2 separate regions of the Homo sapiens genome follow, and region 2 is linked to region 1. The links are chromatin loops, found by intact Hi-C in ENCODE. Cell type or tissue: gastrocnemius medialis. All regions are shown on one strand. Links, peaks and the distances in the headings refer to the core of each region. The heading gives the core; the rest is flanking DNA. Region 1 has its middle 98 kb from the start of MIR548H3. Region 2 holds the start of LOC105371543 (a long non-coding RNA gene).

The links. Hi-C counts contacts between places; a loop is a spot of excess contacts. Peaks named below come from ENCODE experiments on the same cell type or tissue, not always from the same donor. Only the 100,000 strongest peaks of a DNase experiment are listed, where the experiment ranks them.
Region 2: it touches region 1 in a loop (7-fold over the local background); 4 of 110 quality-filtered maps call a loop at or near these places.

The regions. Positions count from the first base shown.
Region 1 is chr17:13,444,059-13,447,982 of GRCh38, forward strand. No RefSeq gene overlaps it. Among named protein-coding and RNA genes, the nearest start is that of MIR548H3, 98 kb to the right of the region's middle. In gastrocnemius medialis, for the core only: no CTCF peak of the experiment used is centred there; no DNase peak of the experiment used is centred there.
Region 2 is chr17:13,383,839-13,390,589 of GRCh38, forward strand. LOC105371543 (a long non-coding RNA gene) reads right to left here and starts at 3,228. Exons shown (of 5, transcript XR_934238.3): 1 at 3,132-3,228; 2 at 1,674-1,766. In gastrocnemius medialis, for the core only: no CTCF peak of the experiment used is centred there; no DNase peak of the experiment used is centred there.

The DNA of each region.
Region 1 (3,924 bases), core at 1-2,500:
GTAAGTCTCATCCCAGTACCATCTCAGGGAAGTACTTCACCACTTTCGCTGTTTGCCAGGGCCCTCTGGGAGAAAGGAGGTCGTTGGTAACTACAGCAAATGCCTTGGCACCCCTGTCTCTGCCTCCATCCACTAGTGCTCTGATCAGTTGCAGAAAGTGGAAAGTACCCTCTTTCCCACCCAGTGTTTTTTGGGCACAATGGGCCTTCCCTGTCAAAATGGGCCCTTTGTATTTTGCCATCACTGCCTACTCTTTTGAGGGTTGTATGAGGCTATTGCTATCATGATGCTGTTGCAGAGAGTCCCAGTTGAGCCCAATCAGAATTGCATCGGCTGGCACATGTTCATATACAAGGGACTTTTGGTTTTGGCAAAAGGAGGCTGGTCCTTGGATACTACCAGAGAGATAAGAAGGAAGGAGAGGCTTAGCCTGAGTCTAAATAGAATAGAAAGAGATGGCAAATTAACTTCACCAAGTTGTAATGCTAGAGGTAGAGCTAGGGTCAATGTCAGACAGCCCTTTCTACCAGCCTACATTGCTGCCTCCAGAACAAAGGTCAAGGGATTGTTTTACCTTGAGTGGATAAGACCTCAGATTCAGGCCTCAATAATTTTTGATAACCATATTGCAAGAGGAATAGTAATAGATTCTAGGGTCTTAAGAGGAGAGGAATCAAAAAAGCAGAAACTAGGTCTTCTGCCTAAGAGTCAGAAGATGTAATAAGAAAGAGAAGAAAGTGATAGCTTTCTTCAAGAACTTACAGAAAGATTCAATGTCAATGTCATTGTAGGGTTTGCATAAATGGTAGTCATATGGAAAACTCTTAGCTTCTGTTTTTTAATGAAGAATGTTTTATGTATGAGTAGTGAGTTTCATATCCTGAAATACTTCCTAAAATCTATGCAAATGGATCCAGTTAATTACTTTTCAGGGATGTTTAAGAATTTCTCAAAATATGGTTCATGGGCCAGCAGCCTCCCCATCACCTAGATCATATGAGAATTGCAGATTCCCAGTCCCCTTCCCAGAACTACTGGGGAAAACTCTGGGTGTGGGGCCCAGTAATCTGTGTTTCACAACCCCTCCTAGTTCATCTGATTCATGCTAAATGTTGAGACCCATGATTGCAGTGAAATAATTGCATCTGTATCCTGCCCTCTAAACATTAGTCTCACCTTATTCTATGTGCTCATCACAGTGCTTGGACTATGATAGGTACACTCTCCTTTATTGTTTGATGAATAACTGAATTCACTCTTGCTCCCAAAAGTGGTAGCAAGTTTCTCAAATGTGGTCCTTAAAGCACGTGTATCATTTTAACACAGACTGTTTGTTAAAACTCCAATTTTAGGCCCCTCCACTCCACTACACACACAACTTTAGGATCCAAATGTCTGGGGAAGGGCCCAGAAATGCTTATTTTAAATAATTACTATCTTTCACTCTTTTCTTCTTAAAAATTAACATTTTTATAGAATAATTAAGAAATACATCCACGTGGTACAACATTCAAGACATACAGATGAGGGTTCAACGAAGAGTAAATCTTCCGGTCTCCCTATACCCATCTACCCAGGTCTCCTCCCACAATGCAAGTACAGTAAGCTGGGGGTGTTTGTTTATTTGTTTATGTATTTTTTTCAGAGATTTTATACTTAAACAAGCAATCTTACACACATATACTACAAAAATGTATGGTCTTTCTGTCCCTGGAATTTTTTCTCTCAACTACATATCTGGAATATTCATTTTTGGGTGTTTTTTTGTTTGTTTGTTTGTTTGTTTGTTTGTTTTTTTGACAGGGTCTTGGGGTCTTGCTCTGTCACCCAGTCTGGAGTGCAGTGGTGCAATCATGGCTCACTGCAGCCTTTACCTCCCGGACTGAAGTGATCTTCCCACCTCAGCCTCCCGAGTAGCTGGGGCTACAGGCAGGCGCACCACCACGCTTGGCTAAATTTTCTTTTGTGTAGAGATGGGGTTTCACATGTTTCTCAGGCTGGTATCAAACTCCTGAGCTCAAGCGATCTGCCTGCGTCAGCCTCCCAAAGTGCTGGGATTACAGGCATGAGCCATGTGCATGGCCGAGAAATGTACATTTTAAACAAATTTGCCAAGTGATTCTTTTGCAAGCAGTTAAGAATTATGTTTTTGGATTTTTTGACAGAATGTGAAAGATGTGTTTCTGTAAGTTATGTATTCCTCAGATGGTTGTAGGTCAAATTTTAGTTTCTCCTGTATCTAGGACTTCAAGTTGTGAATCAACGGTAACTGACTTAATGAGCTAATATTTAATTTATACTTATTCTTAGATTCTTATTTTGTGGATATCATATGTAGTAAAACCACTTAGGGGAAGAGATCAGGTCTTTTCTTTCTGTTCAAACCCAATGTTTTGTGGCACAGGGTTGGTGTCGAGGAAGTAACTGTTGAGTGAACGAGCCAGCATTTGGAATTCATGGCTGACCACCAGGAAGACTGACTGATTGTATGGGCCTATTGATTCTGATGGTATGGACACCTAGTAGACTCATAAGTACTGAAAGTATGGGGACTCATGAGGGAGACAAAGGATTTCTAAGCCTCTGTCCTGCTTCACACACTTCTCTCTTTCTAGGTGTGTAGAGCCTAAGACAATTCAGTGTAGTGTGGTTGGCAGTCAAGACCAGTAAGTCAGCAAACATGGCTATGCCTTCTGAAGGAGCTTCCTCGATATCTGGGCAGGTTACTTGTAATAAAGGAGATGCAGCAGCCAAACAAACAAAAACCAAAACCACCCTTCATTCAGCCAGTACCTCAGGGAAGAGACCAGTTCCACCTCCTACGAGACTTCTTGGAAGTTTCACAGCTCTCCATCTTTCAGACGAAAGATTCAAATAAGTGAAATGTCTCATATTTCTTAATGTATGCAGATTATCATTCCTACTCATTCAGCAAGGCAAATCAAATGGAGGTTATAAAAAAGAATATTTTTTTCTGATACTTTACCCTCTCTAAAATACAAAGATTGAATTTAAAAAACCCTCAGTGAAACCTGAGAGTATCAACCAGGCCCTCCCAGCTCCTTTAAAGACAAGAACTAAATTTGGGTTATTAAAGAATAAAACTTCAAGTTGTAGTGTAAAGACAAGGGACTGTTAGGCATAGAATTAAAGGGCCATGGAACTGTCAGAGAACTGAATCAAAGGATGCCTTTTCCAAGTTATCCCTTTTGCTAGGCATTCTGGAAGAGGTCTGCGCCTGGGGTAGCCCAGTTAGGTCTTGGAGGAGGGAACCAAGAGTACACCAAGCAGGTACCACATTCTTTTGCTGCTGTCTGGTTTACTGGTTTACAGGTCATCCTATCTATTCCAGTGCCTCCACCTGCAGGAATGCATTAATGATAAAATGCAGAGAGCAATCCCCACTGGTAGGATGACCCAGGAGTTTTAATAACAACGTGAACATTAAAAAACTTGGGAGAATGAAACCAATTTTAACATAATAGAAATCAAGTTTGTGAGAGTAGGAGTTGAAATTGTATTGTATTAAAGTGCTTTCTTTTGAAAAAGAAATCTCCAAAAACTTTCCATGGATGATTTCTAGTCCTCCACAAGGTCTTTGTTATAGAAAAGTTTCTGCTTTCATCCGTGATTGATTCCCAGAGTTTCACCTCTGTGCCTCAAATTAATGTCTGACCTTCAGTACAATTCAATTCAATAGATATTTAATCATCACCTAGTGCAGCCAAGACACTATGGCAAGCACCTTGAAGATCCATAAAGGAGCAAGGCAAGAGACATAAAATATCAGAGAAGAAACGGGTTTTAGAAAACATTCATGAATTCCTTGAAATAAATATTGAATCACTACTATGTGCCAACCCTAGTATCTCCCTAGAAAACCAATGACATAGCATTAAGCCAAGACAGGCAAGATCTCTTGTT
Region 2 (6,751 bases), core at 1-2,500, 60 kb before region 1:
GAGGCCCTGTCAGACTCTGTAGAAACTTCTCAGAGCACATTCACAGAGGCTTTTGGTAGAAATCCATCCCATGCCACAAGTTGGTGTTGACTGTCGCTGTCCCCAAAGGTATGGAATAAAAACCTGAAAAGCAAAGTGTCATTTTATGGATGTGATTTTTAAGTTTTTCTTACCCTTCTTTTTTAAAGCGGTGGAACTATTTCTTTACATTAAATCTTGTTTAGAAAGCCAATATTGGGAGGCCGAGGCAGGAGGATCGCTTGAGGTCAGAAGTTGGAGACCAGCCTGGGATATAGAGTGAGACCTTATCTCTACAAAATTAAAAAATCTAGCTGAGTCAGGCATGGTGACGCACATGTGTTGTTCCAGCTACTTGGGAGGCTGAGGAGGGAGGATCTCTTGAGCCCAAGAGTTTGAGATTCCAGTGAACTCAGATTGTGCCACTGCACCCCAAGCTGAGTGACAGAGTGAGGCCCTGTCAGAAAGGGAAGGAAGGAAAGAAGGAAGGAAGGAAGGAAAGGGGGGAGAGAGGGAAGGAGGGAGGGAGGGAGGAAAGGAGGGAGAGAGGGAGGAAGGAAGGGAGGAAGGAAGGAAAGGAGGGAGGGAGGGGAGGGAGGGAAGAAAAGAGAGACAGAAAGAAAGCCAATTTTTAAAAAGCTAAAAACAAAGTGACTCTAGTTTAAATACAAGTTAGAGATCTGATTCCTTTCCCCTCTGTCTTCCACTCTTATGCATTTCCTCAACACCCACAATTGTCCGTGAAGTAGGGTTTAAATTACACTTTCAGAGAAAGAGCATGATGTTCTAAGCACACCGCTTCTCCAGAAAACACCTAAGGTGATCACTTCTTAGAAGCCTTCTGTCTGCTCTAAGGAGAGGAAGCTTGAGCATGGTATCTATAGAGGTAAATGTCATTCTGACTCCTTCTCCATCATCTAATACTAGAAACAAAAGCATCATTGTTCCAGCCATACAGAAGGCTTATGTGATGTTTGCCAGATGCAGCACATCTCTACCACTTTGTGTAAGACAAATATGTATTTGTCAAAGAATAATTGCTAAGTGTGACTGGTAGAGTCAAGTGCCTGTGGGAGAAATTTTCCCTCCCTTCTGTTTCACTTCTAATCCCAGATGTGATTTTTGCAAGTTAAGGGGGTTTATCAGAATAAAGCTTTCCCTTGAAAGGGGGTTAGTCTAGTTACTCCCTAATTCTGCTTTTCTCACCAAATCTTAACTGGCTATTAGGCAGCAGGCAGAGAAATAATGAAAAAGGAAGAAAATGTGTCCAGGCCAACCTTACCAGTTAACCGTGGCCTTGGGGAGACCCAGACTCCACAATGCTTGAATGCTCAATGCACATGTAATTTATAGTACAGTTATTGATTGCTTCTGCTACCTCAGAATTATGGAAACATTCTTGGAAGTCATCAAGCAAAAAGGTAGAGACTACTATTATAGCGCTTACACTATCCAATAGTTTGTGGTTTTCCTTTCACATAAACTTGGGAGTTGAAACCCAAGGCTAAGTGGGAATTACAGCCATAAAAAACATGGGCATCTATTTTATTCCCTCAAACCACATTGAAGAACTTTGACTATATTATCCACCCTAAAGTCCACCCCACAAAAAATTTCAACCCCAAATCCCCTTAAAGATTAACAAGCTGACAAACCTTGCTAATGTCAGAGAGAGGAAAACAGCTCCCTGCTAACTGCCGGAAATGGACTCCAGACTTCCTCTTTCTTCAGCTGAGGACACTATGTAACTGTTCAGAAATGTGAAGGTTTCTTAAAGCATGATGACTATTACAGGACTGAGACAGAGGCTCCTCCTGGAGCCAGGTAGCCACATACAGCCAATGAATCAGACCCCAGTCTGGCCTGATGTTCAACAAGGAGATGATTTATAATGGGATACAGGGACAGCCGGCAGATACACCTCAGAAGTTGGATAATCCAGACCAGCTGAGCGTAGATTGTGACATTTCTGTCTCTGTCCACGTCATTTTCTTTCTGCAGCACGTGAGGAGAGCAGGTCTTTGAGAGGGCAGCTTACAGACATGCAGCACATAAAGATTCAGGCTTATCAAGAACTGGTTCAACTATACGTCCTTCTGAAACCAATGTCAGCCTGGAGGAAATATCCCAGCAGAAATTAGACTCCATGGAATTCTGGAAATTGTAAAAATGTCACAATATATAGAAAGACTATTTTTTCCTTTCTGTATTTTTGGGGGGTGGATGGCTGAGTTTATAGAAAATCAATCTTTATTTCAAAAGGTTATTAGTTTTATAATGTATAACATACTCTGAGCCATAATCATTATATTATTTTGGGTCTGTAGATATGTAATATTATATCTTAATTACCTACCTTGTATAAACACTATATTTACTAACATAGCAATACACTAGGTGTATGATATTATTACTTCAATAAACGTGTTTAAATAATATACAAATGTAACTCTGAAATACATGAAGCCTATGGACTGAAATATAATATAAAGGACAATGTTCACAAAATAGTAAAACATACATATCACATTTTCAAAAATATCTCTAGACCTTTCTCTATAGAAAAAAAAACGAAATTTTATTGTGATCTTATTTCCAGTACCTTAACTGAATCTAAACCCATGAAGCTGAGTAAACATGAGCCAACCAGTTTTAGCCAGGAATCTCCACTGTATTTTCTTCTTCCTTATTCTTTTCTACCCTCCTCTTTCCCCTTCCTAAAAAGAAAGAAAAGTAACTTTTTCCTCCTATACTCACACATTTCTGACACCAAATGTGTGGGATTATTTCCCCCACACACACACACCCATCAATTATCCAGTTCTCAACATTTGCTGACTGGGTGTCCTCTAATTTGATTCAATTCTGACACTTTTTACCTGAGGTTAGCATCAGATTCCACAAGTTAAGGGCTCAGGCAGTCCCACAACACTATGCCCACTGCCTTCAGACGCCAGTCACAAGTCCAGGTTGCCACCTGTGGTTCTGAACCACTAGTTATAAATCAGAGGTTCCCCTGAGCCCCTGTTCAGATTTGGTGATTTGCTAGAGCAGTTCATGGAGCTCAGGAAAACAGTTTACTACTAGGTTGCAGATTTATAATAAAAGGATACAACTCAGGAACAGCAGGCGGAAAAGACGGTGGAGGCAACGGAGCTTCCACACCCTCTCCAGGGGTGCCACTCTCCCAGCTCCTCCACATGGCCACCAACTCGGAAGCTCTCCAAAGCCCTTCAGTTACTGGTTTCTTGTGGAGGCATTATGACGTAGGCAGGACCAATTGTTAACTCGGTTTCCAGCCTGTCTTCCCTTCTTGGATGATGAAGAATGCGTCTGAAAATTCCAAGTTTCTAATCAAAGTTTGGTCTTTCTGGTGACCTGACCCCATCTTGAGGCTACTGAGGAACCCAGCAAGCATCACCTCATTAGAACAAAAGATACTGCTGTCACTCAAGGAACTGCGAGGGATTTAGGAGTTACGTGTGAGAAACCGTGATCAAAGACCAAGTATTAGAACAAAAGATGCTCCTACCATCACTTAGGAAATTACAAGTCTCTGGGGAGCTCTGTGCCGGGAACTAGGGACAGAAGCCAATGTATATTTCTCATGATATCACAATGTCACACTCTTGTTTACTGCCAGCTCTCTAGCAGAACACATATTGCCCTAAAGTAGCTTATAATTTCCATCCCATTGCTACTCTATACTTTTGGAAAATGCTCTCTAAATAGCTTCGTCTTGGTTTTTGCTTTTTTGATAAGTTGTCAAGACTAGATTAATATCTAAATTAATTTTTTTTTTGAGATGGAGTTTCACTCTTGTTGCCCAGGCTGAAGTGCAATGGCACGATTCTCAGCTCACTGCAAACTCTGCCTCCCAGGTTGAAGCGATTCTCCTGCCTCAGCCTCCCAAGTAGCTGGGATTAAAGGCCCCTGCCACTAGGCCCAGCTAATTTTTTTTGTATTTTTAGTAGAGACGGGATTTCACTGTGTTGGCCAGTTGGTCTCCATCTCCTGATCTCGTGATCCTCCCGTCTTGGCCTCCCAAAGTGATGGGATTACATGAGCCACCGCGCCCGGCCTCTAAATTAAATTTTTATAATTAACATTATGTTTTAAAGTTCACAGGGAGAATTGAAAAGCTTATTATACAAAGAAAACTATCTAGTAAGTTATTTTCAAAGGAAATAAGAACCAGGGAGGGTTGAGACTGCTGTCCTTCAAGATTAATTGCTAAAAGATATTGGAGAAATCCATACAGACTTTTGAGAGGAAAATTTGGGAACCCTCAAATTCCTGGACAAAATGTCATACATGTGTGAAGATAATGGAAAGAATTCCAGATATGCAAATTTCATAAAGTATACAATCCACATACTTATCCTGAAAAATGTCTTCCAAAGATGAACTCGAATGTCATAAGAAACTAACAATTTTGGAAAACTCAGGCTCAGTAAAGAGGAAGTAGAATAAAAAGTTTAGAATAGAAATTTGACATTGTTTAAATACATAATTTGGTTTCACAAACTTACAGTTACAAAGAACTATGAAAATACCATAGTTCATTCAGAAAGAAAAGATAATGCTTTCAAATGAGAATTATAGTAATCAGCAACCTCTGAAATCTCATACATAAAATGGGAAGTGAAAAAAAAAATGAAATTTTCTAGTTTTCTTTCCTGAATTGCAGAGACTATTTTATACTTGAGATAGACCATTAAAGAGCTAAAGAATGCATTAAAAAATTAAACTGTAATTAAATTAAAAATAGAGTTTATATCTTAAAATTCCATAGAGAAAATAAATAAATATACATAATCTATATAACAAAAGATAGTAAAAGAAAAACAATGTACAAGCATATATTAAAAAAAATAAAGCAAGATGGCATGTGGAGAGCAAATGTAAATTAGAAACTGGTTAAACATAAAACGACAAAGACCATCAACTTGTATTACAAAACAGAAGGCAACTATATTCTGCATCCAAGAGCACACTGAAAACAGAGGAATCTAGAAAACTTCACATTCAAAGGGTGTGAAAACATGTCAATGAACTCAAGTTAAAAGAAACCAAGAATCAGCTGGGCACAGTGGCTCACACCTGTAATCCCAGCACTTTGGGAGGCCTAGGTGGGTGGATTGCCTGAGGTCAGGAGTTCGAGACCAGCCTGGCCAATATGGTGTAACCCTGTCTCTACTAAAAATACAAAAATTAGCCGGGCATGGTGGTGGGCACCTGTAATCCCAGCTACTCGGGAGGCTGAGGCAGGAGAATCACTTGAACCCGGGAGGCAGAGGTTGCAGTGAGCCAAGATCATGCCACTGCACTCCAGCCTGGGTGACAGAGCAAGACTCCCTTTCAAAAAAAAAATATTTAATACTTCATGTTTTATTAAGATCAGAAGGCAATGGGACATCCTTAAAGTGCTTTTAGAAAGAATTCTATGTGCATAAACCATGTATGTCAAAAAGAATAGTGAAATAAAGATATTTCAGATAAATAAAAAACAGGAAATTTGTTACAAAAGACCTGAACTACAATATATAATAAAATATACTCTTTGGACTGAAGGGAAATGGTACCGGATGCTAAATTGCATATACAGGAAGGCAAAAAAAGCACCATCAATAGTAAGTATGTAGGGAAATGAAAGGTGACTGACTATGGTATGTAGAAGTAAAGTATTTGGCACTGGCACAAAAGAAGCAAGAAATGGAATTACACTCTGGTAAGGTTCTCCTTACATAGTATGTGAAATGGTATATTAATTATAAGTAAACTGTGATAGGTTAAGAAAGCATATTGTAATCCCCCAAAGCCCAGTAAAGATAAAATAATAAAGACAGAAATCAGTAAAATGAAAAATAATGTAGAAAATCAACAGGTTAATACTTGGTTTTTTGAAAGGATTAAATAAAATTGACATAGTCCCTAGGAAGACTAATCAAGAAAAAGAAGACACAACACAAATAACCAATTTCAGAAATAATAGAGCTGATACACATCCTATAGACATTAAAAAAGAGACGAGAGGGATATTATGAACAACTTTTCACTAACAAATATGATAACATACATAAAAAGGACAAATTCCTTTAAAAATGCAATGTATCAAAACTGACTCAGGAAGTAACAGAAAATTAGAATAGCTTAACTCTATTAAAGGTATTTAATTCATAATCAAATAGTTTTCCCCAAAAAAACTCCAATTGTATGAAACATTTAAGGAAAAAATAATACCAATCTTATATTAGCTCTCTAAAAAATATTGGAGGAAGAAATGCTTTCCAGTTTGATGAGTCCAGCGTGATGCATATCCCAAAACTAAGTAGACATTATATTGACCCATACGACTTAATAAACGTAAAAACGATCAGCAAATAAAATCCAGCAATATATAAAAAGGATGATAATATCAAGTGGGTTTGCTCTAGGAATGCATGGCCAGTTTAACATCTGAACCTGTTTGGAATTTTGTGGCTCTTTTGTTAAATTTTGTTAATTTCTTGTTTTATTGTATTGTAACCACATAAGGTAGCCTGTATATACTTTTCCTTGTAGAAATCACTGACAATTTTTTGTATTGTAGATTATAACCAATTTTCAAAATCATCCCTGGGGTTTTGTAAAGAATATCTATTCCCTGTTGGTTAAAAAGCTTGACATATCTAGTAAATCAACCTTATTTCTTTTATTATCCAATTAAGCATGTTATGTCTACTTGACCAAA